4 separate regions of the Homo sapiens genome follow, and regions 1, 2 and 4 are each linked to region 3. A link is a contact called in ENCODE Hi-C or POLR2A ChIA-PET data. All regions are on one chromosome and are shown on one strand. Each heading gives the region's core, a stretch centred on a gene start or an enhancer-like site at or near the end of the contact. The rest is flanking DNA. Distances are from core to core; before and after follow the strand shown.

The links. Hi-C counts contacts between places; a loop is a spot of excess contacts on that map. ChIA-PET counts read pairs that join two places held with the same protein, here RNA polymerase II (POLR2A). Pooled maps may share reads with other maps.
Region 1: a loop to region 3 is called in a pooled map, with 3 times the contacts of the local background. The contact joins the promoter of BBS1 here to the promoter of SPTBN2 in region 3. A Hi-C loop is called at or near these places in 2 of 50 pooled maps. POLR2A ChIA-PET finds 5 or more read pairs at or near these places in 2 of 52 experiments (B cell and H1).
Region 2: a pooled map shows a loop between it and region 3 (2.4-fold over the local background). The contact joins the promoter of ACTN3 here to the promoter of SPTBN2 in region 3. A Hi-C loop is called at or near these places in 2 of 50 pooled maps. POLR2A ChIA-PET finds 5 or more read pairs at or near these places in 2 of 52 experiments (H1 and activated CD4-positive, alpha-beta T cell).
Region 4: a loop to region 3 is called in a pooled map, with 2.3 times the contacts of the local background. The contact joins the promoter of DPP3 here to the promoter of SPTBN2 in region 3. A Hi-C loop is called at or near these places in 1 of 50 pooled maps. POLR2A ChIA-PET finds 5 or more read pairs at or near these places in 2 of 52 experiments (HepG2 and activated CD8-positive, alpha-beta memory T cell).

The regions. Positions count from the first base shown.
Region 1 is chr11:66,505,759-66,512,468 of GRCh38, reverse strand. It overlaps BBS1 (Bardet-Biedl syndrome 1), which reads right to left and starts at 1,834. Exons shown (of 17, transcript NM_024649.5): 1 at 1,763-1,834; 2 at 1,380-1,456; 3 at 1,230-1,264. The coding sequence starts at 1,809. It overlaps DPP3 (dipeptidyl peptidase 3), which reads right to left. Exons shown (of 18, transcript NM_130443.4): 18 at 2,812-3,390. The coding sequence ends at 3,218. RefSeq lists an enhancer at 1,923-1,972.
Region 2 is chr11:66,543,513-66,550,564 of GRCh38, reverse strand. It overlaps ACTN3 (actinin alpha 3), which reads right to left and starts at 3,662. Exons shown (of 21, transcript NM_001104.4): 1 at 3,481-3,662. The coding sequence starts at 3,627. ZDHHC24 (zDHHC palmitoyltransferase 24) reads left to right here and starts at 4,517. Exons shown (of 3, transcript NM_207340.3): 1 at 4,517-4,842; 2 at 6,584-6,861. The coding sequence starts at 4,562. RefSeq lists silencers at 1,053-1,347, 4,215-4,344, 4,525-4,764 and enhancers at 3,915-3,964, 4,035-4,094, 5,243-5,352.
Region 3 is chr11:66,725,533-66,732,620 of GRCh38, reverse strand. It overlaps SPTBN2 (spectrin beta, non-erythrocytic 2), which reads left to right and starts at 3,405. Exons shown (of 38, transcript NM_006946.4): 1 at 3,405-3,880.
Region 4 is chr11:66,477,992-66,484,563 of GRCh38, reverse strand. It overlaps DPP3 (dipeptidyl peptidase 3), which reads right to left and starts at 4,130. Exons shown (of 18, transcript NM_130443.4): 1 at 4,099-4,130; 2 at 2,094-2,371. The coding sequence starts at 2,363. DPP3-DT (DPP3 divergent transcript) reads left to right here and starts at 4,315. Exons shown (of 4, transcript NR_120586.1): 1 at 4,315-4,525. RefSeq lists enhancers at 3,991-4,160, 4,737-5,304, 6,243-6,572 and a silencer at 4,301-4,350.

The sequences.
Region 1 (6,710 bases), core at 585-3,084, 220 kb after region 3:
TGGATAGGAATTTGGGGGCAAAAACCACTGAGTCCTATTGCACTCTCTGTGTGGGGTGGGATTCCAGGACTATCTTCTAGCCACCCACATGATATATCCATTGTGGTGTTGTTGCCCATGGTGAGGGCTGAGCTTTGGTAGAAAAAGCACAAAACTTGGAATCAAACAGACCCAGTTACAAATTCAGTAAACTTCACCTCTTTGAAACTATTTTCCCATTCACAAAATGGGAATAAATAAAATCCATGTTTATGTGCCTCCATGGAATGTCTAGTCCAGAAATGGATACTGAATCCATGCTAACTTCCTTTCTTTTATCCCAATATATTTCTCTACCTTTAAAAAACTTGTATCTTTTTAAATTTACATTTTTATTTAAAATTAAATATATGTATATATATATACATATATATACACATATATATACATATATATACATATATATACACATATATATATATATATTTTTTTTTGAAACTGTCTCACTCTGTCATCCAGGCTGGAGTGTAGTGGCATGGTCTCAGCTCACTCAACCTCCGCCTCCTGGGTTTGACCAATTCTCCTGCCTCAGCCTCCCAAGTAGCTGGGATTACAGGTGCCCATCACCATGCCCGGCTAATTTTTGTATTTTTAGTAGAGATGGTGTTTCACCATGTTGGACAGGCTGGTCTCGAATGCCTAAGCTCAAGCGATCCACCCACCTCAGCCTCCCAAAGTGCTGGGATTGCTGGCCTTAAAATTAAATTTAAAATGTAACATTTTTACTATGGAAAATTTTCATTCACATACAAAAGTAGAGAGACTCATATAATGAGTCCCCATATATCCCATTATCCAGCTTCAAAAATTGACAGCTCATGGCCCATCTTAAAATCTTTTGATAAACATCAAACGTTCACTTCCCTCCTTTTTACTTTCCCTCCAGATTCTAGTGCCCACCCCCAACCAAGGGATTTGCCCTTCCAACAAAGAAATCAGGTTAACTAAGAGGCTTTGTCTTAGTAGAATCCCCAGAAATATTTGATCTGCTTTACTTTCTGCAGTCTGTATTATGAAATCAATAAGTTCTCTTCACTTTCCATATAAAAACAAAATTTAACGCTAAATGTGCTTTTTCACAGTATATGTGAATTCCAGAGTATGCTGGGCCTATTTTCAGCCGTCAGGAAATCTCATTTCTGGGTACACCCCCCTACCCTCAACTCTCCTGGCTAGGGTGATATGCTTACCTTGTATTCCCCATCCCCATGTAAATCTGCCAGCGCTGGAAAACAAAAGGGCCAAAACCAGAGTCTCAGAATCCCAGAGGCTTCACTACAGGACCATTGTCTGACTCCCCATCCCACTAGAACCCAGGGTTCCTGGTTCCAGAGACTCACCTAGGCAGGCAGAAAAGGTGTGGATATTGGCCATTGGGTCGTAGTGCGCATCCAACCACTTCGAATTGGCCTCATTGCTGGAAGTGGGGGAAAGACAGTTGGGGAGTGAGTCCCATGGGAGGGGAAAAAAAAACTTTGAGGAAGCTGGTACAGGTCACTCTGAACATAAGGTACAGAACGTCTGGGTACAAGTCCAGGCTCCGCCACTGGCTCACCGAGCGACCTCCAGACACACATATGCACATCTTAGGCCTCGGTTTCCCTATCTGACCTCTTAAGAGTCCTTCCAGACTGCCCGAGAACAGCAGGAGCCCAGAGCCCGGGGACCAAGGGACCCTCTTTACACGGGTGGGAAAAGAGGCCTTGAGGAGCCCTGCCTTCACCTCTCAGCTCCGCAGGCGTCGGAATCCGATGAGGACGCAGCGGCCATCTTCGCAGGCGTCGTCCTGGCAACCGGCCCCGCCCTCGCGTAACGCCCAATAGTGCCCGAGCACAGGGAAGGGCGAGTACAAAGGTTCCGGGCGCCAAGCTTTCCCACCCAGGCTCAGGAGGACGCGCTGGCCACCTTCCTGGGTTGAGGAATCTGTCTCAGATTCCTCAAAGATATTTATCTTTGCTCCTTCCCAGTCAGAGCCACCTTTCCAGGCGTCTGGGTCCTACAATCTCTGGGTCAGCCACAGAGCCCTCTGGCTTCCAGGGTTGGAAAGAAGCCCCTTCTAGCATTTATGAGCAGCAAAAAGAACTCCTCCTGTCTCCATCTTCATGGTTACCCGGTTGAAAAGGACCATGTCCTGCCTTGCTGCGTTACTGTAGAGGTCCAGGCCCAGAGAAACAAAACACGAGGGTTATGGGACAAATGCAGAGGATTCTGACTGAAGTTGAGTTTGTAGGTTCCCAGAACTTTTTTTTTTTTTTTTTTTTTTTGAGACGTAGTCTCGCTCTGTCGCTTGCGCTGGAGCGCAGTAGCGCGATTTCGGCTCACCGCAACCTCCGCCTCCCGGGTTCCAGGGATTCTCCTGCCTCAGCCTCCCGAGTAGCTGGGATTACAGGCGCATGCCACCATGCCCAGCTACTTTATTTTTTAGTAGAGACGAGGTTTCACCATATTGGCCAAGCCGGTCTCGAACTCCTGACCTCGTGATCCCCTCGCCTCGGCCTCCCAAAGTGCTGGGATTACAGGCATGAGCCACCGTGCCCGGCCCCAGAACATTTAAAAATGCAAGGAATGCCACAAAGGAGAGCTGCAAAAATTGTGCTATGTTCAGCTCTGTGACTGCGTATCCTCATCTAGAGATAATGTCAACATCCTGTTGTGGAAGGGAGGCTAAAAATGGCCCTCCTTGCCCCCTCCCCAGGCCTTGAGCCCATCACTCTGCTGGGAGTAAATGAGAAGACAGGCAAAGGCAAGGAGGAGCCACACACGCCGCAAAGATGGTGGTTGTCTCTAATATTTATTTGTCTGGTTATAAAATTAATATGTGAGGAGCATTGGATTTGGTGAGAACGTTTTGAACCCTAGCTGTCACGTGCCACCTGCGGGATCTAGACCAGTGACTTCTCAGAACTGCCATTTCCTCATCTGGTAGACAGGATGGTAAGCCCTGTCTTGCTCACTCCACGTATGGCAGTGCAGATGAAATGAGATCACAGAGGGGAAGCAATTGGCAGGCTGGAAAGTGCTGACAAATGGAAGGGGTTGTGTCACCACCCTCAGCTGAGGTAGTACCAAGGTCCAAGCTCCTGCCCCTCCCCCTCCCCAGCCCCTAAATACACACACGAATGGAGGGCCACTTGCAGCCTTGGTCTGATGGAATTGGGGGCAAGGCCACACATCTTCCTCAAGCTTGGCCAGATGGGGCCTCACTGGGGCCCTTCCAGAATCGGGCATCGGCTGTGGCCAGCTGTGTGAGGATCTCCTCCAACTCGGGTCCATCCTCTGGGAAACGCTCAGAGAAGGATCGGATGAGGCCAGCAGCTGACGCCTCGTATTCCAGAAGCTGCACGTCTGAGCCTGGGGAGGAGATGGAGAGAAAACAGCAGGGAAAGGTCTGAATAGGGAAACTGAATCATCATAAAAATCTTAATAATCACAATTACAGCAGCAGCTGTTTCTTACTGAGCTCTGCCAAAAAAACCTGTGCTCTACGTTTTAGGTTAATTACTTAATTTACTCTTTACAGTAACCCTGTGAGGAAGGAAATACTACAGGGGGAGTATTAAATGCATTGCTGCTTTCGTTCATTCAGTCAATCAAATAAAGATTTAGGCTGGGCATGGTGGCTCATGCCTGTAATCCTAGCACCTTGGTAGGCTGAGGTGGGAGGATCACCTGAGGTCAGGAGTTTGAGACCAGCTTGGCCAACATGATGAAACACTGTTTATACTAAACATACAAAAAAATTAGCTGGGCGTGGTGGCATGAGCCTGTAGTCCCAGCTACTCGGGAGGCTGAGGCTGGAGAATTGCTTGAACCCGGGTGGCAGAGGTTGCGGTGAGCAGAGATCGTGCCACTGCACTCCAGCCTGGGTGACAGTGAGATTCCACCTCAAAATAAATAAATAAATAAATAAATAATAAAAGACACCAGGTGCCACACTAGGTGAAACAGATACAGTCCTTGGTGTCCTGAAGCTCACAATTCAGCAACGACTTCATCTGTCTACTGTGGGACCTGGGGCAAGTGTTGCAACCTCCCAAGCTTCAGTCTCCTCATCTGTAAAGGAGCTGCAGTGATGACATAGTCACACATCGAGGGGGTGCTCAACAAATGCTAGCCACCATGGCATCATTATCTCCGAACCTGTTTACTGATTTATTAAATGGGCTGTTCTGAGGGTCCCCTGAATACCCCCGGGAAGCACTGCCCTCAAACACACTTCAACTGCTCTACCCTCTCTGTGCACCTTGTCGTGTTCCATGACATCACAAGCTGCACAGCAGCAAAGAGCACAAGCTCTGGAGTTCAAGTTCTGGCTCTGCCACCCAACAGCTTTGTGACCGCAGGCAAATACACAGCCCCTCTGTGCCTCATTTTCCAGATGAAAAATGAGGATAATAACCATTTCTCTCTGGGTTGTTAGGAGTTAAGCCATAGAAAGCTTTTACAGCGACCTGGCTGGGTGTGGTGGCTCACACCTGTAATGCCAGCACTTTGGGAGGCTGAGGCGGGTGGATCACTTGAGGTCAGGAGTTCGAGATTAGCCTGGCCAACATGGTGAAACCCCATCTCTACTAAAAATACAAAATTAGCTGGGCATGGTGGTGGGTGCCTCTAATCCCAGCTTTTTGGGAGGCTGAGGCCGGAGAATCATTTGACTCCGGAGGTGGAGGTTGCAGTGAGCCGAGATCTCACCACTGCCTGCGGGACAGAGTGAGACTCCACCTCAAAAAAAAAAAAAAAAACTTTTTACAGTGCACCACCATCACAACCTTTGAAAATCCAACCTGTTCTTCAGATCTAGTGGGAACCACCCCTTCCTCCCCAGAACGTTCCCGGATACTCTTGAAGATGGATGCGATCTTCCCTCCTCTAAGTGTTCAGAGTTCTGTTTATATGTTTTGGCCACTCATTAACACTTCCCTTGTATGATTATGATGATGATTATTATTATTATTTTTTTTTTTAGATGGAGTCTCGCTCTGTCACCCAGGCTGGAGTGCAGTGACGCAATCTTGGCTCACTGCAAGCTCCGCCTCCCGGGTTCAGGTCATTCTCCTGCCTCAGTCTCCTGAGTAGCTGGGACTACAGGCGCCTGCAACCATGCCTGGCTAATTTTTTGTATTTTTAGTAGAGACGGGGTTTCACCGTGTTAGCCAGGACGGTCTCGATCTCCTGACCTTGTGATCCACCTGCCTCAGCCTCCCAAAGTGCTGGGATTACAGGTGTGAGTCACCGCGCCCGGCCCCCTTGTATGATTATTTATCTCCATATCTTATCATCCCCAGTGAGCTGTGATCACCTCCGGATCCCTAGTGGCTCCCCCATGGCTCGCACAGGGCTGGACATATCAAAGCAATTGAGAGTATTGTCCATGTGGCTGGCATGATTTATTAATGCACTCATTTGACAGTCACTGAGCAACTCCAGTGTGCCAGGCTGTGCATGAGGCACTGGGGTATGCTGCTCCTCCCATCATGAGAAGTGACCACCAAGAAAATGGGCAAGCGTGATGGGCGCTAGAAGAAAATGAAACTGGGTAGCAGAACAGAGAGGGACCGAAGCAGTTACTTTAGGTGGAGGGGTCAGAGACAACCTCTCTCACAGGGTGCCGTTTTACAAGGAGCGGAAGGACAAAAAGAACCAGACAGGCAAAGATCTGGAGGAAGATCATGCCAAGCAGCAAGAACAGCTTATTCAAAGGCTGTAGGAGTGGACCCAGCTCAGTGGGTAGAAGAAACAGAAAGGTCGGGAGACTGGAGTACAGTGAGCCAGAGAAGGGGTGGTGAGGCTGGCAAGGGTTGGGGCCAAATCCCAGGAAGCCTCTGGAGAGCATGGAAAAGCATCTAGAATGAGCGTCTTAATAAATGCTTTTTCCGGCTGGGCATGGTGGCTCACGCCTGTAATCCCAGCACTTTGGGAGGCCGAGGAGGGTGGATCACCTGAGGTCAGGAGTTCGAGACCAGCCTGGCCAACATGGCAAAACCCTGTCTCTACTAAAAATACAAAAATTAGCCGGGCATGGCGGCACGCGCCTGTAATCCCAGCTACTCAGGAAGCTGAGGCAGGAGAATCGCTTGAACCCGGGAGGCAGAGATTGCAGTGGGCCAAGATCGAGCCACTGCACTCCAGCCTGGGCAACAAGAGGGAAACTCCGTCTCAGAAATAAATAAAATAAAATAGCCGGGTATGGTGGCTCACGCCTGTAATCCCAGCACTTTGGGAGGCTGAGGTGGGTAGATCACTTGAGGTCAGGAGTTCGAGACCAGCCTAGCCAACATAGTAAAACCCCGTCTCTACTAAAAAAAATACAAAAATTAGCTGGGTGTGGTGGCGGGCGCCTGTTATACCAGCTACTCGGGAGACTGGGGCAGGAGAATCGCTTGAACCCAGAGGCGGAGGTTGCAATGAGCCGAGATTGTGTCACTACACTCCAGCCTAGGCGACAGAGTGAGACTCCGTCTCAAAAAAAACAAAAACAAAAACAAAAACAAAACCAACCCAAAAACCAAATAAATAAATGCTTTTTCCTCACCAATAATAGGTAGTGACTTTTTGCAAATATTATTCTATGTAACCCTCACAACTGCCCAGGACAATGCTTTTTTTTTTTTTTTTTTTTTAAAGAGTTGAGGTCTTGCTCTGTAGCATTGAACTCCTGGGCTCAAGCAATC
Region 2 (7,052 bases), core at 2,413-4,912, 180 kb after region 3:
CAGACTGGTCTCAAGCTCCTGGGCTCAAGTGATCCTCCTGCCTTGGCTTCCCAAAGTGTTGGGATTACAGGCATGAGCCACCATGCCTGGTCTGATCTCATTTCTAGGGGTGACTGCCCACCCCTTCCCCAAAAGTCAGCCTCAGCCTCAGCCTCCTTCTGAGATGGGAGGGATGGTACAGGGCTGTGTGTCTGTTGGGGATAGGGGTGACACGACACTTGGTACACAAGTTTCTGCCAACCTACCGCCCTTCAGGTCCTGAATTCTGCCTTTCCATAGACTACTTGGTAGAGTCAGGGTGGGCTCCAAGGCCAACTGAGCCACTCATGCTCTGTGATCTAGGGTCAGCCCCTTTCCCTCTTCGGGGCTTGGTCTTCCCATTTGTGTAATTAAAGGATCAGAATCTATGATGTCTCAGGTCTTTCTTCTTCCAGCCTGGCAGGATTCTTGGATTCAGAGCATCCCCACACCACAAAGCAGATACTCCTGGGAGGTGGCCCTGGGAGCCATTTGGAATTCTTCCCCTCAGCCACCTTTCCTTCCTCAGACCAGCTTGCCAGATGCCCTGGGAGCTGGACATGGAAGATGATGCGTTAAATACTTGAGGGGCTGTCATTGCTAAGGAAAGGGAGTGAGCTTCCCATCACTGGAGGTATGTAAGTAGACACTGAGTACAACTTGATGGGAACCTAAGCACTGAATAGGGCAGTTAGATTTCCCACAGTTCCCTCCAACCCTGGAGTCTAAGATGCTTTGAGTTTGGAAAGGGCAGGGGGATAGGCAGGTCTGGGTGGTGCCAAACATGACTCTTTTTTTTTTTTTTTTTTTTTTTGGAGACAGAGTTTCGCGCTTGTTGCCCAGACTGGAGTGCAATGGTGCGATCTCTACTCACTGCAACCTCTGCCTCCCTGGTTCAAGCGATTCTCCTGCCTCAGCCTCCCAAGTAGCTGGGATTACAGGCATGCGTCGCCACGCCCTGCTAATTTTGTATTTTTAGTAGAGATGGGGTTTCTCCATATTGGTCAGGCTGATCTTGAATTTACAACCTCAGGTGATCCGCCCCCCTCCGTCTCCCAAAGTGCTGGGATTACAGGCATGAGCCACCACTCCCAGCCCAAACAAGACTCTTAATGAGATGTGGTTCCTGCCCTAAGGGAGCTCACAGTCCATCCAAGAGTCATTTTGGTCTGAGAAGCGCTGTAAGAGGTTGCCGAGGAATTTATGGGAGGGACGCTGCGGATCAGGGTCCCCTCTTGGGGAAGGCGAGTATTTGATCAGAGCTGTGATGGGCAGGAATTATTCAGGAAGGGAAGGGCAGGCAAGGGCATTTCAGGCAGGGGCTGCCATGCAGGCAAGTGCTCGGTGGCTGTGAGAAACACTTGCTACATTTGTCAGACTACAAGGATCTGGGCACTGCTGGAATGGAGCTGGGATTGTTGGGGTATAAGTGGTGAGAGGCAGGCCGGAGGGGCAGCAGGAGCCAGGTCATGTGTGATCTTGGGTGCTAAGCTGGGGAGTTAAAATTTGATCCGGAGGGCAACAGAGAGTCAGGGAAGCCTCAGGCAGGAGGGAGGTGGGCAGAACTGTCCATGCTGGTTGCAGAGTGGAGATGAATGGCTTGGCGTGGCAGAAGGCAGAAGTGAGGACGCAGTCACTGGGATCAGGGCAAGAGAGGAAGGGTGTCAGTGTGGGGGACAAGGCAGGATTGGATGGATGAGACAGAAATGTTGGAATGTAAGCTCCCATGGCAGGGGCTTTATTTTGTCTGCTGCCGAATTCCAGCACCTGAAACAGCGCTGGCACATGGTAAGACATCAGGTGGGAGGAGGCAGCGTGCTGCTCCAAGACTGTGTGAAGGAAGCCCTTGGATGGAGGAGTCACTGGGGAGAAAGGGAGCATAGAGCAACAGGGAGGGGTCAGGGCTAAAGCTGAGCACAAGGATGTTTATTACCACCTTGCAATAAACAACGCTGGACAAGAAAGAAATGAGCCAAATGTCCAACTACAAGGGATGCTGATTGATTTTCAGATCCTCTATGCTGTGCCAGCCATTGAATGAGTAGATGATGAGATGGTGACTGCAAGTTGGGATGAACAGATGTTCCTGATAATTTGTTAGGTGACAAAGGCAAGTTACAGACTGGCACGTGTCATATGGGGGGCACGCAGACCTGGATCTCGGAGAGGCCCGGGTGGGTGGGGGTAGGGATAGGAGATGTTGCAGAACAGGTGGCAGCTGGAGCCAAGGACAGGGATGACACCACCGGGAAATTGCCAAACCTGGGACTGCAGCCGTGCTTGGAGACAGGTGCAGGGGGAGCCTAAGGGGAGGCCTGTCACCCGGGGCACCCCAGCCGAGTCAGCGGAGCCTCTCGGCCCTTGGGGTCATCTCCTGTCATCTAACCCAGCAGAAGTACTCTGATTCTAAATTCTGGGACTCTCAGGTCATTTAAATTCCACTGAGTACCCCAGTACCCTGCCCTCTCCTGGAGTCATACAGTGTTGGCACACGCTGAGCAGGGTCCAATGGCCTCATAGTGCCCTCCTGGTTACCCCTGGCCTGCCACTCTCCAAAGTATTCTCCCTCTGGCCTGGATCATTTTCCCTTTGGGAACCCAGGTGTCCTGCCCCCTCTACTTGGGAAAGTCTGGGAGTGAAAATAGCTCAGGGAGGGAGGGGCCCTGAGTGCCCAACGGGCTGGGCCTGGGTAGCAGCTGCCCCTGTGCCCCTCTTTGGCGCCCCCGAGGTGCTGCCTCAGCACTAAGTGTCCATCTGGCTGGAGAGTCAGGTTACAGCGTAAGGGGACCCAGGTCTCCCCTCCTCCCCGACCTATGGCCTTTTCAGCAGACTCAGGGCCCCATGCCTGGGGTATCTTGGGAAAGAATGGGGGTAGGGAAAAGGGTAAAGATCCTCAGGTTGCGGGGGTCCTGATGTCTGACAGTCTGTGATGTGGGGCCTGTCTGTGCTCTTTCTGGGCTTCAGTTTCTTCAATTGTTAAATGAGATACAGCGACTATGGACCCCACCCTGGAGACGAGGTGGGGTGGGGTCTGAGAGGACCCTTCTCACTACCCCCACACTCCCAAGTCCACTAGTTGCCTGACTGCAAGCCTTCAGGGTGGGGTCTGGGAATATTTAACTAGAAGAAGATTCTTCTTTCTGAACCCCCCCTAACTTGGATCTCCTGGGGTTTGCCCAGCCTGTTTTCAGCAGCAGAAGTGGGGCAGTGGGCCCAGGGGAATGAACCCTGGTGGGGGTGGGGAGCCCAGAAACTCTCTTGTCATTTTAAACCCCTCTTGAGGGCTCCCAGCCCTCTCCTCCAGCCCTGGGGACAGCAGGCAGCTGATGGGCAGAGCCTGGGCTGGGGATTAGCACTCTAGGTTAAAGACAAGCTCTGCCCCTGCACTGCTGAGATGCCCAGGACAAACAGCCCGGCCTCTCAGGCCTCGGTTTTGCTGTCAGGAAATGGGCGAGCACTCACTTTCCGCTGCTGCTTCTCCCAGGCCGGGTCCAGCAGCAGGTCGCGGTCCCAGTCCTCCTCCTGTTCCATGTACTCGCCGCCCCCGCCGCCGCCCGCAAAGCGCCCCTCCCCGGCCCCCAGACCCTCGGGCTGCATAACCATCATCATCTCGATCGGGCTCCTGGCTTCGCTCCGCTCGGCACGCTCTCGGACACCCGGGCCCCATTAAGTAGGGCCCAGCCCAGCCCCAGATCGAATTCGCACTAAATATGGGGGAGGAGGGAGGGGCCGGATGGGGGTGAAGGAGCTCGGGTTGGACCTGGCAAGGGGTTGTCCTGAAGCCGGGAACTGCGGGACTCGGGGGCGCCGGGGTGGATCTCGCGGCGGAGATCCTGGGTTTGCATTCCTGCTCCGCTGCTGGGGCGCTGTGTGACCTTGAGAAATCCACGGGACCTCTCTGAGTCTGTTTACTCCTCTCCACAATAGAAAGGCCGATAATAATAGTGGCCGCGGGCCGCTCTAGAGGCTGCCCTCTGGAGCTCCTCGTGAGCCTCTTCCAGCACCTCGCTGGTGGGACACAGAGCCCTATCCCCATTTCACAGTCAGGAACACAGAGGCGCCGAGCTGTTTTGCATGTTTTCTGGGGTGATGGAGACACCCGGGCATGGGGAACGGCTCTGAGCCAGCTGGATGGGCTGCGGCAGGGCTATTAATATCGGGGCGGCTGTGGGGAGTAGGGGAGAATGTGCTGAGCCGGGAAACCCCGACACCACCCCGGCTGCAACTCAATCCCCCGGGCACTCCTGGCCCCCGCGCCAGCGGGCGGGGCTCCGACGGGATGGGAGGAGCCTCCAGGGTGGGCGGGTCAATCACTCCGCGGCGTTATCCGGGCTCCAGCGCCGCGGGATTCCGAGCGCCTCCACTGCTGGTCCGTTGGCCAGATCAACTCGCCGCGTGGGCCGGCCGTTCCCTGAGAGTCTGAGCGCTCGCCGCACCCCCTTCCGAGCTTCTATTGGCCGTAGCAGACGTCCGTCTGCCGCTATCTCCGCCCCAATACGGAAGCGGCCTAGTCCTCCGGCTCCGACAGCTGGGTGTCCAGGCCATGGGGCAGCCCTGGGCGGCTGGGAGCACGGACGGGGCGCCCGCGCAGCTGCCTCTCGTGCTCACCGCGCTGTGGGCCGCGGCCGTGGGCCTGGAGCTGGCTTACGTGCTGGTGCTCGGTCCCGGGCCGCCGCCGCTGGGACCCCTGGCCCGGGCCTTGCAGCTGGCGCTGGCCGCCTTCCAGCTGCTCAACCTGCTGGGCAACGTGGGGCTCTTCCTGCGCTCGGATCCCAGCATCCGTGGCGTGATGCTGGCCGGCCGCGGTCTGGGCCAGGGCTGGGCGTGAGTGGGGTGCGGGATCGGGCGGGGAGAAGTGGGAGCCTTGGACAGGGGGGAGGGGCCCCAAGACCTGAGATGTTAGAACCGGGTTACATTAGGATCCAGGTTGTTAGAATCAGACATTTTTTTAGAACCTGGGATGGAAGAGCTAGAATTGAGTGTTATTTATTTACTCGCAAATACTTATTGGGAGCCTACTAGGTGCAAGGTTTTGTTACAGGGACGAAGGGTACAATAGAACAAATTCCTGATTTGAGGGGGGTGCAGATGAGAAACTAGAGGAATAATAAGCAAATCATATAGAATGCTAGAAGGTGATAGTAGTTTGGAAACAAGAAGTAGAGCAGGGTAAAGGGGTTGCAAGTTTCAATATTAAATAGGTGGTTAGGCCGGGTGCGTTGGCTCACATCTGTAATCCCAGCACTTTGGGAGGCCGAGGCCGGCGGATCACTTAAGGTCAGAAGTTTACCAGCCTAGCCAACGTGGTGAAACCCCGTCTCTACTAAAAATATAAAAAAATTAGTCGGGCATGGCGGCACGTGCCTGTAATCTCAGCTACTGGGGAGGCTGAGGCAAGAGAATTGTTTGAACCTGGGAGGCGGAGGTTGCAGTGAGCCGAGATCGAGCCACTGCACTCCAGCCTGGGTGACAGAGCAAGACTCCCTCCGTCTCAAATAAATAAATACATAAATAAACAGGTGGTAAATTCTCATCACAAAAATATGAGTGTTTGAGGTAATGGCTATCCTAATTAGCTTGATTTATTCCAAGCTGTACTGATAAATCATAACATCACTTGGTATCCCATAAGTATATACAACTGGAATTTGTCAATTTATAATTAGAAAAAAAAATTACACCAGGTACAGGCTCTACACACACATTTTATGCCAGGCAGAGGCTTTTGCTGAGACTGAGGCTGTAGTGTGCTATGATCACACCTGTGAACAACCACTACACTCCAGCCTGGGTAATGTAGCGAGACTCTGTCCCTAAAAATTTTTTTTAATTAATTTTTAAAATAATATACATAAATGTGTGGTCAAGGTAGACCTCATAGAGAAGGAGGCATTTGAGCAAAAAACTTGGAGGGCGTGGGGGGCGGTTAGCCATGTGGGAATCTGAGGGAAAGGTGTTCCAGGCAGAGGTAACAAGTGGTGCAAAGGCTCTGAGGCAGTTGTGTACCCAGCATGTATGTTCCCAGAACAGCAAGAAGGCCAGTGTGGCTGGAGTGCAGTAAGAGAGGGGAAGAGATGTCACAGATAGAAGGATGTTGTAGGACACTGAAGGCTTTGCTTTTTACTAGAAATAAATTGGAGAACCACAGGAGGGTTTTAAGCAGAGGAGGGTCAGTTTGGTTGCTGGGGTGAGACCGTACGAGGTGGGGCAAAGGTGGAATCGGAGACCAGTCAAGAGGCTATTGCAGTAATCCAGAGAGTTCCTAGTGACCTGGACAAAGGGGTGACCGTGGAGGAAGGGAGGGATTTGCTGCTGGATGTCAGTGGCTTGAGAGAGGTCTCAGGACTGGGGATGTTAGGGCTGGAAGAGACCTCAGACCTGTAGTGCTAGAACTAGAAGGGCCTGGGACATCTTGTTTAGCCTGCATTTACTTGTAAAGAAATTGAGGCTTAGCCAGGGCAAATGGCTGTTGCCACTTCCGCAGGATGGGCTCTGGGGCAGCCCTGTGCACAATATGGGGCATCTGAGCTGCTGGGGGAACTGACGCTGTGGTTCCTTCCTGCAGTTACTGCTACCAATGCCAAAGCCAGGTGCCGCCACGCAGCGGACACTGCTCTGCCTGCCGCGTCTGCATCCTGCGTCGGGACCACCACTGCCGCCTGCTGGGCCGCTGCGTGGGCTTCGGCAACTACCGGCCCTTCCTGTGCCTGCTGCTTCATGCCGCCGGCGTCCTGCTCCACGTCTCTGTGCTGCTGGGCCCTGCACTGTCGGCCCTGCTGCGAGCCCACACGCCCCTCCACATGGCTGCCCTCCTCCTGCTTCCCTGGCTCATGTTGCTCACAGGTGGGGAGCCTGGGAGGCCTCTGCACAGAGGCAGGGGCCCTGGTATTGGGCTGGGGAGTACAGCCCATTCTGGTGGGAGACGGGCTTTCTGGCCTGGGGGACCCAGCCCCAGTGTCAGTGATGGCCAGTAAGGGCAGCTTGGTATTCACCCGGGGGTGCAGTATGGAAACTGGTGTGTTGAGACAAGTGCA
Region 3 (7,088 bases), core at 2,156-4,655:
TGGAGTGTAGTGGAATGATCTCAGCTCACTGCAACCTCTGCCTCCCGGGTTCAAGCAATTCTCCTGCCTCAGCCTCCCGAGTAGCTGGGATTACAGGCGCATGCCACCACGCCCAGCTAATTTTTTTGTATTTTTAGTAGAAAAGGGGTTTCACTGTGTTAGCCAGGATGGTCTCAATCTCCTGACCTTGTGATCCGCTTACTTTGGCCTCCCAAAGTGCTGGGATTACAAAGTCGTGAGCCACTGCACCCGGCCTCTTTTCTCCATTTCCTATGTACACCATGTGTCCTGCAACATCAGGCCTGTTAGCCATATGCTCTGTGGCTAAGAACATGGGTTCAAGGGTCAGATTGGGTTAAAATCCCAGCTCTACCCTTGCCTGGTTTGATGACCCTGAGTAAGGTACTTAATCTCTCAATGTCTCCATTTCCTCATCTGTGAAATGGGGTTAATACTTACCTCTTGGAGTTGTTATAAAGGATTAAATGAAATGTTATGTGTAAAGTATTAGAAATACAGTTCCACGTTAATGTTAGTAACAGCTATTATTATTCCCCACTCTGTCTGGTTAATGCTTCTCATATTTCAGATCTCAGCTCAGGTGATCTGAGGTTATGACTCTGTTCAGTTCTCTCTTAACATCCTGAACTTTTCATTCATAACACTCATTATACTTTGTGGTTATATATCTGATGGGTTATTTTATTAATGTCTGTCAATCCCACCACAGGCTCTTCCAAGAGAAAACAGACAGTATCCATTTTACTCATCATTATATCCCCAGATCCCAGCACAGTGCCTGGTATATAATTAGCCATATAGTTTTTGCATAAATATTTGATTGAGCAGGGGCGAGGAAGTGAAGCCAATGAGTGCAAATGACTCAGGAAGACTGTGAACATAAAGAGCAAGGGGAATGCATGGAGGGAAGTCGGGGCTTCTTGATTATTTTTTAAGCTGGCAAATGCTTGAGCATGTTTAAATGCTGATGGGAAGGAACCAGCTGAGAGACAGCAGTGAGGGCCGTGAGGCTGCAGAAGGGGATGAGACTTAGCATAGGAGCCAGAAGAATCCATCTTAGGTGAAAAGAGGGACACCTCTTCCCTGGTATTGAAACAAGAACTGAGAATTCGGCTATGTATGTATGTTTGGTGGGCAGAGCCAAAACCTTTCCATGAATCTTGGTAATGTAAGCAGCAAATGTGGATTCACTGAGAAGCTCAACAAACTTGGTGGATATCATTCCATTCGCTTTTGCAACTCAAATAAGAAGGAACCAGATATTTTCTTCATCATTGACTGTACTGGTTCACTACAGAGCAAAATAACAAGTTTCCAAAGCAACCCAGTCACAGAGCTGAGATAGGTGATCTCAGTGTTCTCTTTATTCAATGTGCTTCCTCTCCAAATCGGGAAACAGTATGGGAAATAATACGGTAAAATCATAACGGCTGATACTGATTAAGTGCTTACTATGTGCTGCATATAATTCATTTACCTGCAATAATTCATTTGATGTTCCCCACATTATGGTGCCATTTTACATGTAAGGAAACTGAATCCTAGGGAGGTAACTTGCCCAAGGTCACATAGTCAGTGGGTGGCAGAACTATGTTTTAAACCCAAGGAGTCTGACTCCAAAATCAATGCTTTTAACCATTCTGCTATACTCCCTGTCTAGCAGAGAGGAAAGAACATATTAGGATTCAGAAGACCTGGAGTTTCTACCATGAACTAATTCTGTGAACTTGTACATTCACTTAGGTGTCTGAACATCAGTCTGTTCATCAATAGAATAAGAATGAGAATGTTTATCTTACAAGGCTTCTTGAAGGATTATGAAATGCTGAAAATAGGAAATTATAAAAGATATTATTTTGCTAATCATAAGACTTAATACCCTTGACTTCTAATTGGGTCACGATATTATAGGCTGTCATTGAGACCCTTAGTTCCCGTAACCAGTACAGCAGCAGCAGCTTGGTGGTTCCAGTTCCTTTGGCAGGGCAGCTGATTCTCTAATTTTTTTTTTTTTTTTTGGAGATGGAGTCTCGTTCTTGTTGCCCAGGCTGAAGTGCAGTGGCACAATCTCAGCTCACTGCAACCTCTGCCTCCCGGGTTCAAGCGATTCTCCTGCCTCAGCCTCCTGAGTAGCTGGGATTTCATGCCCACCACCACGCCTGGCTAATTTGTGTATTTTTAGTAGAGAAGGGGTTTCACCATGTTGGCCAGGCTGGTCTTGAACTCCTGACCTCGCGATCCACCTGCCTCGGCCTCCCAAAGTGCTGGGATTACAAGGGTGAGCCACTGCGCCTGGCCATGGGCAGCTGATTCTCATCCCATCAGCTTTAATGTCCCTGACCAAGTGTCCCTGATGACCGTCATGCACAGGTTGGTGCCTCCTTCCCCCGAACCAACCAACACATAATCCTACCTCTGGGAAGAGTTGCAGTTTATGCCCTTGTTTCTTTAATGCCATTGCCTGAAAGAGTGGCTATTAAAAATAATAAATAGCCTCAGGCCTGGCACGGCAGCTCACGTCTGTAATCCCAGCACTTTGGGAGGCTGAGGCAGGCAGATCACCTGAGGTCAGGAGTTCAAGAACAGCCTGGCCAACATGGCAAAACTCTGACTCTACTAAAGATACAAAAATTAGTCGGGCATGGTGGCATGCACCTGTAATCCCAGCTACTCGGGAGGCTGAGGCAGGAAAATTGCTTGAACCCGGGAAGAGGAGGTTGCAGTGAGCCGAGATCAAGCCACTGTACTCCAGCCTGGGTGACAGAGCACGACTCCGTCTCAAAATAATAATAATAATAAATAGCCTCAAATGCAGCTAACTGTGAGGTACACACCAGAGAGCCAGTTCCAGTTTCGTGGTAGAAGCACAGATATCAGAGCTAGGAGAGAACTTCAAAGTAATCTTTCAATGGAACTCCCCAACCCTCCTCCCAACCCATTTTATAGACTAGGAAAACCAAGGCGAGGTAGATGACACCACTAGTTAGGGTTGTCAAAACCATATCTGGAAAGTACTTCAATTGCACATATTTGTTTCAGTATGCATACCTTTTCAGAAAGGAGCAAAATCCTAAATTACCCATAAATCTATTATAAAACCTTAAATCCAATAATTCACTCAAAGCCCATTCTTTGAGTGCCCTTACTTGACCATTTCAGGCATTCCCTGGATAGAAACGGGCCCTCATCTTCAGGGGCAGTACATAACCTAACGGCTCTGTACAAAGCTCACCCTGTTACCACTGGCTCATCTCTGAGCTGAGTTCTCTAATCTGGAAGAACAGCACCTACTTCTCAGAGCTGGAGTGGGGGTGGGAGTGTCACATGAGATGATGCGCTTTTAGCACCCACCTGGCACTCTGTGAGTTTGTCATGATTTGGGCATAATTCCTTCCTCTCCTAAGCAGGCAGCAGTTCACCTTGGTTAAGGACCTTGGACCTTAGACCACTCAGACGCTAACAAACCAAGGAGAAACCCAGCCGTGTCAGGCCTAGAAATGTCTGCCCCCACCCCCACCCCCCTCAAGACGGTGACTAGGCCGGAATTCTCCTGGTTGATAAATGAGAGGAGCTGAGAAGCGCTGAGATGCCTGTTTGGAGCATCTGATCTGTAGAAGACGAATCTTCACTGTGCCATGGAGATGTTCTGGGAGGGAGAGCCGGCCCAGCTGCCTGAAGGAGGACGCGAGAGCGAGGGGACGGGTGAGAGGAATGCTTAGCGGAGACGGACTGGAGGTGCCCGGAGAGGAAAGGGGAACGGAGGCTGGATCTCGGGAAACCTCGTCGGCAGTGTCATTAGAGGAAGGATCGCGTGTCTCGGGGATACGGATTTTGGAGGAAAAGCAGAATAGGGACAAAGGTGAGGTGTCCGAACCGGGGAGATCAAGACCTGTAAGCTGTGGTGGGGGACCCAGGGACCAGCGAGGACGGGAAGGCGGGGTTTTGGGGGGACCCCGCACGGAAGGTGGCTGGGGGTCGGCAGCCGGCCTCGGAGCTGCTGCCGCGTTCGCCCCGAGGCAGGTCAACTACCCCGGGCGGGGAGCGGCGGGGAGCACCGAGAGGGGCCTCGGTTGCCATGGCGCTGGGCGGGGAAGGGGCGACTCGGGCCCCGCCCAGAGCCCCGCGGGGCCGCCGGCTCCAGATGGTCCCGGGCCTCCCGCGGGAGCCGGCGGCCTGCGGCAGGGGGAGGCTATTGTCCTCCTTCCGCGGCGCCGCAGTCCCGCCGCTCGCGCCCGCGCGCCGCCGCCACGCGCCCCGCCGCCGCCCGCCCCGCGCGCCCCCCGCGCCGCCTGCGCCCCGTGACAGCGCCCGCCCGCCGCCCGCCGTGCGCCCGGCCGCTGCCTGCAACCGCCCGTCGCGGCCGGGCTGCAGGCGCGGCAACTACCGGTGCGCCCCCGCCCGCCGCGCCCCCGCCCGCCCGGCCGCGGCTCCGCGCCGAGGTAGGTGCCGGCGCCCCGCCCGCTTTGTCCCGGCCCGCGGGGCGGCGCGCTTTGTCCGGCCGCGTGCGGTCGGCGGGGTCGGGGTCGGGGTCGGGGTCGGGTCCCGGCGGCCGGGGTGAGCCGGGGCGGGAGCAGGCGGGGACGGGACGGAGAGGGTCCCGTGCCAGCCACACAGGTACCGGGATGAGGGCGGTGGGGGCCAAGGCCGAGGGGGGGGGACTCGGGCCTCTCTGGAGCCGGGAGAAGAGTCTGGAACAGTTAGGGCTGACGGACACGTTCGCGGCGAGGCTGGGAGCGGGTCTGACAGCGCCGGCCCCTCGCGTCGCCGGGGCTGCGGGGCGGACGGGCCGGCGCCGGGCCAGGTGCTGGGGGCGCGCTCGGCCGCCTCTGCCCGGCGGACTGCGGGAGCCGGGCTCCCTCCTCCCCGGAGCCGCGTGGGCTCCTCCTCGCCTCTTTGGCAGCTGGCTCCACGCGCTCCCTTCTGTTCCCCCACAGTGTGTGGGAGAGGGGCACGCGGTTGGCTGTGGTGGCCGGAACTGGCCCGGGGAGAAAGCAGACGCTTCGGGCGGCGGGGAAGCGGCCGCGTGCGGCGTTTCTGTGGCCAGGAAGCTGATAGGGCTGTGCGGTCCGCCCCGCACGGAACTACCCAGCAAGGCCTGCTCGCGGGGGTGTTCCGGCTCCGGTGCCACAGTCGTGATTTACCTTCCACTCGCTTGGAACTTTACCCCATTGACCCCAGGACATTGCATGCTTGTGTGAGGTGCAGGTTTGCCCCGGTCTTAACCTGCTACATGTCGTCTGCCCTCCCCCTCTCGGAGCAGCCACAGTTCCAACGCTGGAGAGCCCGGGGGTTTCAGGTATGGGCAGAGGTAGCAACAAACCAGTTTTCCTTGAAGGTGAAGAGGGGCAGAGTGAGTTCCAAATATGTGTCTTAGCTTGAGGTGTGGGGCAACCTCTTGGCTTATTCAGAAAGGCAAAGGATTGGCCGAGGAGAAGATAGGATGGAGTTTACATTCTTCCCTTAGAGAAATTGATGTGACCCCGGGTTGGGGAAGGGAGATAGCAAGGGAGTGAAGAATCTGAATATTTGAATAAATCTGCCATAACTGGAGGATTCTAGAAGAGAAAATAAAATTTCAGTCCCCCTCTTCAGCCCAGTTCCTAACTTCCTCCGAGGGAATTGATCAGGAACACAGTCTGAGAGGTGGGTCGGGGTTTTGCTGTTCCTTCCTTCTGCCCTGGGCCCATCTTTCTCTTGCCTTCCTGGAGGCCCTGAGCTGATTTGTGACTTCTTTTTCGTTTTATCTCTCTGCCAGTCCACCCATTTATACTTAGAAGCAAATAAGATTTGAACTTTGCCAAAGTCCCCATTTCTTCTAATCTATTATTCATCTCACTGTCATTTGTTCAACTCTGCCTTCCCGTGACTTCTCTAGCTCTGCCGTTCTCCTCCCGCATATCTGCGGTTCGCTGTGCTGTTTCTTTCATTACCTGTGGTACCTACTCCATCTTCATCTTCCTCTCCCATCGCCTGAGCTCCTGAGGGGAAGTGATATTTGAGTTTAGTGTGGGGTAGGGCCTGAGCAGACCTAGAAGCTAACCCTGGGTCACACTCACCCCTGAAACTTTGTGTCTTCTCAACACTCATGGCTCCTCTAACCAATTCCAGCTGCTTCTCATCTTTGGACAAGGGTGGCCCTCAAAGTGTGGTCCCCAGACCATTAGCTTCAGTGTCACCCGGGAACAGGTTAGAAATGCACATTCCCAGGTACCACCCCAGAAGTACTGAATCGTAAACTGGGGGATGGGGGGGTGACCTGTGATTTAACAGTCCTCCAGGTTGTTGTGATTCATGGAAGTTTGAGAATCCCCAGACCTGAGCTGTTGAGCTCAACCCTGAAAGTATTCCAGCCCAGGAGCAGGTCTTCTCCAATCCCGTGTTCATTCTTTCCTTGAGCTTCTCTCTAGTCCTAAGAAAGACATTAATTCCATGGCCAAAAAAAATGAATTATAGTCAAGTCATTCAATATCTCTTTATTGAATATCTGTTGTACTGAGTCTGGAAAAACACCAAAACGAGTAAGACAGCCCTTGTCCTCAATGAGTTAAATGTGGAGCGGGCAGAGAGACACGTAAACAACTAACCGTAATGCGATGTGATAAGTACAATACTAGCTGCATGCCGAAGTGCCCTGGAAGCACAGAGGAGGGAATGATCAACTCTGAGGGAGGGAAATAATTCATCAGGAGCAGGATGTGGTGAGAGGAAGAATTAGGATACAAGGCAGCCTGTAGCCCAGGGTATAGGATTTCTAGCTTAACATGTCAGCTGAAAGAGAGGAAAACTGCCCTGGAGGATCGGCACGGTGAGCCTAGTCTGCCTCCAGCAGCGCCTGGAGTACATTCCAGCAGGACCCCAAGCCTGCAGCCGGCGGGGGTTGGCATTCTTCTAGCACTAACAGTGTAAGCTACTTGGGCCTGGCCTTGAGGTCAATTGCTAAGAATAAGGTATGATGAGACTGTAATCTGGATTAGCTACTGCACCACCCTATTGCCAGACTTCAGGAATCTGTGGAAGAGAGGACGATTGAGGATTCTCCAGCTTCCTCATGACAGGGGGTCATGAAG
Region 4 (6,572 bases), core at 2,881-5,380, 250 kb after region 3:
CTGGCATAAGAGAGCTACCCAGGACATTTCCCATTGGCAAAGAGCCTCTGTACACCAGGGATCATCAGGCCTGGAACTCCTGGAGCTCCCCTCCAGGAGTAAGAAAAGCAAGCAAGCTGAGAGACGAAGACTGCATCCCAGTGGTAGCACTGAGTCCGAGTCCAGCCATGCCTGAAACTTCCTCTAGACCTGGACTTTTCAAGCATGTGACCCAACAATTCTCCTTTTCATGTAAGCCAATTTGAGCTGGGTTTCTGCCACTTGCAAACATATGAATTCCCCTAAATGGCCAGGCGTGGTGGCTCACACCTGTAATCCCAAGCACTCTGGGAGGCCGAGGCGGGCAGATCACGAGGTCAGGAGATTGAGACCATCCTGGCCAACATGGTGAAACCCCATCTCTACTAAAAATACAGAAATTAGCTGGGCGTGGTGGTGCATGCCTGTAATACCAGCTACTCAGGAGGCTGAGGCAGGAGAATCGCTTGAACCAGGGAGTTGGAGGTTGCAGTGAGCTGAGATTGTGCCACTGCACTCCGGCCTGGTGACAGAGCGAGACTCCGTCCCCCACAAAAAAAAAAAAGAATTTCCCTGAAAATAATAACGCTTGGGTTGCACCTTTCTGTTTATAAACATTTCCACGGATATTAGCTCTTTTAATGAGTAAGCCAAGGCCTCAAGATGGGAAGTGAATGCCCAAAGTTCAAAAGAGGTAGAATAAACAGTACATCAGCTCAGAGAGAAACAATCCAATCCCTTTATTTCACATATAGAAAAACAGGCCATATTCTTGTACATTCTTGGTGGGAATATAATGCAGTGAAGCTTTTTTAGAAGATGATTTAACAGAATCAGTCAATTGTAAATGTACAGAGCCTTTGACCCAGCAGTTCTTCTAGAAATAGATCCTCCTCACATGTGTGCACAAGTATGCTCACCATGGCACTGTTTGTAAGAAAAACGGGACAAGCTAAATGTCCAGTAATGAAGATTAAATTGATTATAGTGTACACTGCTGTGGAATGCTTTACAGTCAATAAAAAAGAATGAGGTACATTTAAATGTACCCCATTCTCCAAGTTCTTCAAGACATGGCATTCAATGGAAAAAGCAGGACACAAAGCAGGAAAAGAACATTATCTCATTTCTATAAAAAAGAAAATAAGGAACTGATTCACCATGCATATACACATAAATGTATGTAATACACAGATGGGATTGAAAAGGCTGTAACCAAGGCTGGGCACGATGGTTCACGCCTGTAATCCCAGCACTTTGGGAGGCTAAGGCAAGTGGATCACTTGAGGCCAGGAGTTCAAGACCAGACTGGGCAACATGGTGAAAACCCACCTGTACTAAAAATACAAAAATTAGCCCGGTGTGGTGGCACATACCTGTAGTTCCAGCTACTTGGGAGGCTGAGGCATGAGAAGTGCTTGAACCTGGGAGGTGGAGGTTTGCAGTGGGCCAACATTACGCCACTGCACTCCAGCCTGGGTGACAGAATGAGACTCTGTCACAAAAAAAAAATAAAAAATAAAAAAGAGAGAGAAAGAAAAGGCTGTATCAGCCTCAGTGGGTTACCTCTGAGGAGGGCACTGAGAATGAGTGATCTTTGTGTTTTCTTTTGTGTCTTTCTGCATTGCTGCAATGCACTAAGAATTTGTGTATTACTTGGCCAATACATCCAAAAACAAAAACCAAGGGACAGGCAGAACATTCTGCCCAGGGCCACACAGTGTGGTAGAGAAGAACTGGTCCTGAACTCAGACCTCCTGATACCTACTCTGGACTCCTTCTTCTGCCTTCCCTGAATCTCCACCACAGTTTCTTTTGTTATAATCACAGCAGCCATCATTTATCTTGAAGTCAGGCACTGTTCTAAGTGGGTCATCACAACACTAAGAGGTACAGACATCCCACATGCATATTTTACGGGTGAGAAGACTGAGGCTCCAGAGAGGGGAAGTGCCTGAATTTGTAACCTTTGGTCTAATCCTCCACCTACCCCTTGAAAGAGACAGACATTTGCATCCTGGTCTTTCACACCCAGAAGCCACTCAGGTAATGTGGGTTGGCCCAAGAGAACTGACCTGATACTCCTCCTCGGTAAGGCCTTCAGCCAGGGCATGTTGGCGCAGCTGGTCGGGGTCCTGGGCGCGGAAGAGGCGGCTGAGCAGAGCATAGATGTAGGGGGCCTCAGGGGAGGTCTGAAGCAGCACAGCCAGGCCTCCGTACCAGGCGGCACGGGACAGGTGGTAGGCATAGAGGCGCTCTGTGGGTGACAGCAGGCGGAAGGCCTCACGGCAGTCCAGGCTAGACACGCCGATGTCATTGGGCAGGATGTACTGGGTGTCCGCCATGGGCCCTGCTGAGAACCATCACTGTCATCACAGCTGTTGTTTACCCCATACCAATTGCATACCTGGCTCTGAACTCTTATGATCTCATTTAATCCTCCCAAAAGCCCATGTGGAAGGGAATACTATTGTACCCATTCACCAGATATGCTAACTGAGGCTTAGAGAAGGTGAGATGACTCACCCAAGGGGTCACAAAATACACTGGTGGACCATATTTGGTCTGTAGTCCCTAAACCTTAAAGATTGACTCTAAGGTCAGGCATGGTGGCTCACACCTGTAATCCCAGCACTTTGGGAGGCCGAGGTGTGTGGATCACCTGAGGTCAAGAGTTCAAGACCAGCCTGACCAACATGGTGAAACCTCCTTTCTACTAAAAATACAAAAATTAGCCAGGCTTGGTGCCAGGCACCTGTAATCTCAGCTACTGGGAAGGCTGAGGCAGGAGAATCACTTGAACCCAGGAGGTGGAGGCTGCAGTGAGCTGAGACCGCACCATTGCACTCCAGCCTGGGCAACAGAGTGAGACTCCACCTCAAAAAAAAAAAAATTGATTGACTCTAACTACCTAGTATTACAGATGGGGAAACTGAGGTTCAGAGAGGCTAAGAGCCTTGCCTAATCCCACAATGGAGACATCAGCAGCAGAGATCCTCATCTCTAGGCTCCCAGCCCAGGCCCCTCCCTGCTTCCTTGTTCAGTATTATTTTTTTAAGACGGAGTCTCACTTAGTTGCCCAGGCTGGAGTGCAGTGGCATGATCTTGACTCACTGCAACCTCCGCCTCCCGGGTTCAAGCGATTCTCCTGCCTCAGCCTCCAAAGTAGTTGGGACTACAGGCGTGCATCACCATGCCCAGCTAATTTTTTGTATTTTTGATAGAGACGGGGTCTCGCTATTTTGTCCAGGCTGGTCTCGAACTCCTGGCCTCAAGCGATCTGCTTGCCTTGGCCTCCCAAAGTGCTGGGATTACAGGCGTGAGCCACCGCGCCTGGCCTTTGTTCAGAATTCTTTACACTTTCCACTGTGCTCACAAGGATAAAGTGCCAGGCCGCCAGCTGGAAGGCTCAGCCTTTAGCCAGGACTCGGCCCCAGACTCCTAAAAGTCAAGTCCATTGCTTCACTTTTCTGTACCTCCGTTTCCTCCTCTATAAAAGAGAGAATAACCCCAATATTACCAGGTGGGTGCGCTAATCAGATGAAGTCGCCCTGGACGGAAAGTATCCACAGCAATAAATGATTTTGCTTGAAACTGTCCCATTCTCATCCCTCTAAATGCCTTTTCCTTGGCCCTCCATTCTCCTGCTCGCTCCCTGTGCTCCACCAGGGAAGCCACAGAAGTTCACAACCAGAAGAAAGCCCATTTTACAGATAGGGAAACTGAGGCTTGGAAAGGGCAACAATTTACTGAAGGTCTGACAGCCCCGTTGGAACCCGGGGATTCCCCAACCCGGGGCATTCTCCCCGCCACGCCCCGTCCCGGCTGGGACAGAGTGTCCAGCCTCCTCGCCCTGCCCCGGCCTCCAGAAGCCCCGCCCCAATAGCACAGCCTCGAGGTTCGGAAAGGGCTGTTAACTCTTTGCTCCCCGGAGCACTCCTTGGCCTCGAGGGCGGGGTGAATTTGGAGGGGGTACTGGAGAGTGGGCAGAAAGGGAACGATTTTGCGCTCAGTATGGATTCGCCTTGGTCCCCCGGGATGACACGCTTTGACCCCAAAAGCCCAGGCGCCGCGCCTCACCTGCAGCAGCTGCTCCGTTCGCAAACTCACTTCCTGCTTCCGGCTCCCCCATTCATTGGGGCTCTGCGAACCCCGCCCCCCTTGGCCAACTGCCTGGCCTCGGGGTCCGGATGGGCGTCAGTACCAGCCAATAGACGCGCCAAGACGAGCTTCTCGGCTCGCCCGCTCCCGCCCCCAGGCGCTACGGGGTGGCGCGCGGATTGGCCCTGCGGGCTCGGCCTTTTGTCAGCAGGCCGCACACGCGCCGGACCGGGTACCGCTGTGCCCGGCCTGGCCGCGGCCTAGTCCCGGCAGACGGGACTGACGAGGTCACCAAGCCCAGGCCGAGACGGCGCGGGTGTCAGGGACTTGGGAATCCCCCTCCCCCAGTCCCGATCCCGCTTTCCTTTGGGGTTTCACCTCAGAGGACCCGACAGCACTCTTGCAGGTGGGAACCTACACAATAGGAGTAATGTGGCTCCACCTTCCTCTCGGGACTCGGGACCTGGGGGTGGAGACTTGGAAGTTGCAAAGCTCTCGGTGCCGGGAATCGGGGCTACGGTTGAGTGGGATCGGGCCAGGGCTGAGGTGGTCCCACCCGTGTAGGGGCGCGGAGAAACGCCTCGACTGCTTCACTGTACCACCACCCACCCGCCACGGGCCTGGAAGGAGCCGCTAAACATTCCCGAGCCTCAGTTTCCTTAGCACAAACAGGCTGGTAGTTTCCTGGTGCTTGCCAGATGCCTGATGGATGAGAAAGCCTCCTGCGGCCCCGAAAGGGAGTCCAGAGCAGAGGCGGGCCCGCGGTCCACTTTTACAGGTCTGGACGGACTCACGGGACCACGGTCTGGGTGGGGCATGCGGAAGGGCCTAGGCCAAATGGGGAGTAGTGGTGAGGGCCCAGGGTCAGACTGGGGGGTGGAGTGAGGTTGTCTGGGAGTCTTGGCTTTATGAACCGGAAAACCAGGCTAATAATTGAATCCAATCCAAGGGATATTGTAAGTTGTGATGTGTTGACTGCAGTGCCGCTCCCTATAGTTGCGCAGGGTGAGGGGCGTTTGGGTACTGAAATCCCGCACGGTCTCCTTGCTACGCCCGTGTCTAGGCCAGACAGCCTCTGCTTACCATAGACACCAGTTTCTCATCCACAAAGGTGCCCAAGGCCCTGCTTGACACAACAGTGTTACAAGCTGTTAGCTTTGATGATTACTTGTTATATGGGGGAGTTCAACAAGTTGGTCGGTGTCCTTAGGAAAGTCACCCCTCTTCTTTCCTGTGCCTCCGTTTTCATTGTCTTTAAAATGGGTATAAAGTTGGCTGACAGGTGAAGTTGAAATGTGCACAGGTAAGGGAGGTAGTGCTGCCCACTGCCAGCAGGGGGCAGCTCAGGCAAGGAAAAGACCCCAGTGCTCTCAGGACCCCCCAACCAGCTACGTGATCACATTTTTATGATCACAGATAAGATGAGCATATACTGAGGTCCCTTGCTAGCAGTTTGGCATGGAGGACCTCATTTAATTCTTGCAAAAATCCTGAGGTATGATCACTTTACCCATTGTACAGATAGGGAAACTGAGGCTAAGAGGTTCGCCGACTCCTATAACACCACACAGTTCAGATATCCCTGGCCCCAACATAGAGATACACACACACAGTCACTCACATGGAGCAGTCTATCACTGGAGTCATAACTCCCCAGCCTTGGCTCTTCCCCATGGGAATGCAAAAGGGGTCGGTGAGGAGCAACAGTTACGAATCAACTGTGTTACAGGTGCTCTCTGTATATTCACAACCACCTGGCGAGGTAGTGACTGTTATCCCCTTTAGCACTGAGGAAACTGAGGCTCTAACAGCTGGCAAAGGCAGAGCTGGGACAAGACCAGGGCTCTGACCTCCTCCACCAATACCTCTGAATCCTCCCCAGCATCTACTGTGGTGCCCTTTGCTGGTCTTTCCTCCTAGGGTCTGAGGTTCCCCACTGGAAATGGGATCAGAATGTTCCCCTGCCTGGTTCCCAACAGGGTCAGAAGAGAGAACTTGGAAGAGTTGGATTTTGAGTGCTTTGTGTGTTGTGTGTATGTTGAGGGGAGAGAAGTTGGAATGCTCCCACACCTCCTGCAGCATCCCCACCCTCCCCTTCACCCCCACTGCAGCAGTGCCATGCTCTGGAAGCAAGAATCTGATCACACCCTCCTCCTTCTCTCATCACATTCGGGTGCCCTCTGTCTTCTCAATAACCCAGGTCTGATCTCCCTGGCCGCAACCAGCTGTGTGGCCTTGGTCAGGTCCATCCCTCCCCTTGGAATCTGTACTTCCCTAGGCTCTGTCATCTATTGGGGACGATGCCCAGGTCAGGCCTATACTCAGAGCCTTCTTCTCTTCATCTCCAGAACAGCCGTCTGCCTGTCTTCCTGGCTCGCTCCCTGCAGGAATGGTCTGGGGCAACCCCAGCAACACGCCCACCTGTGGCCAGGATGAATAGGAATCCAGTTCAG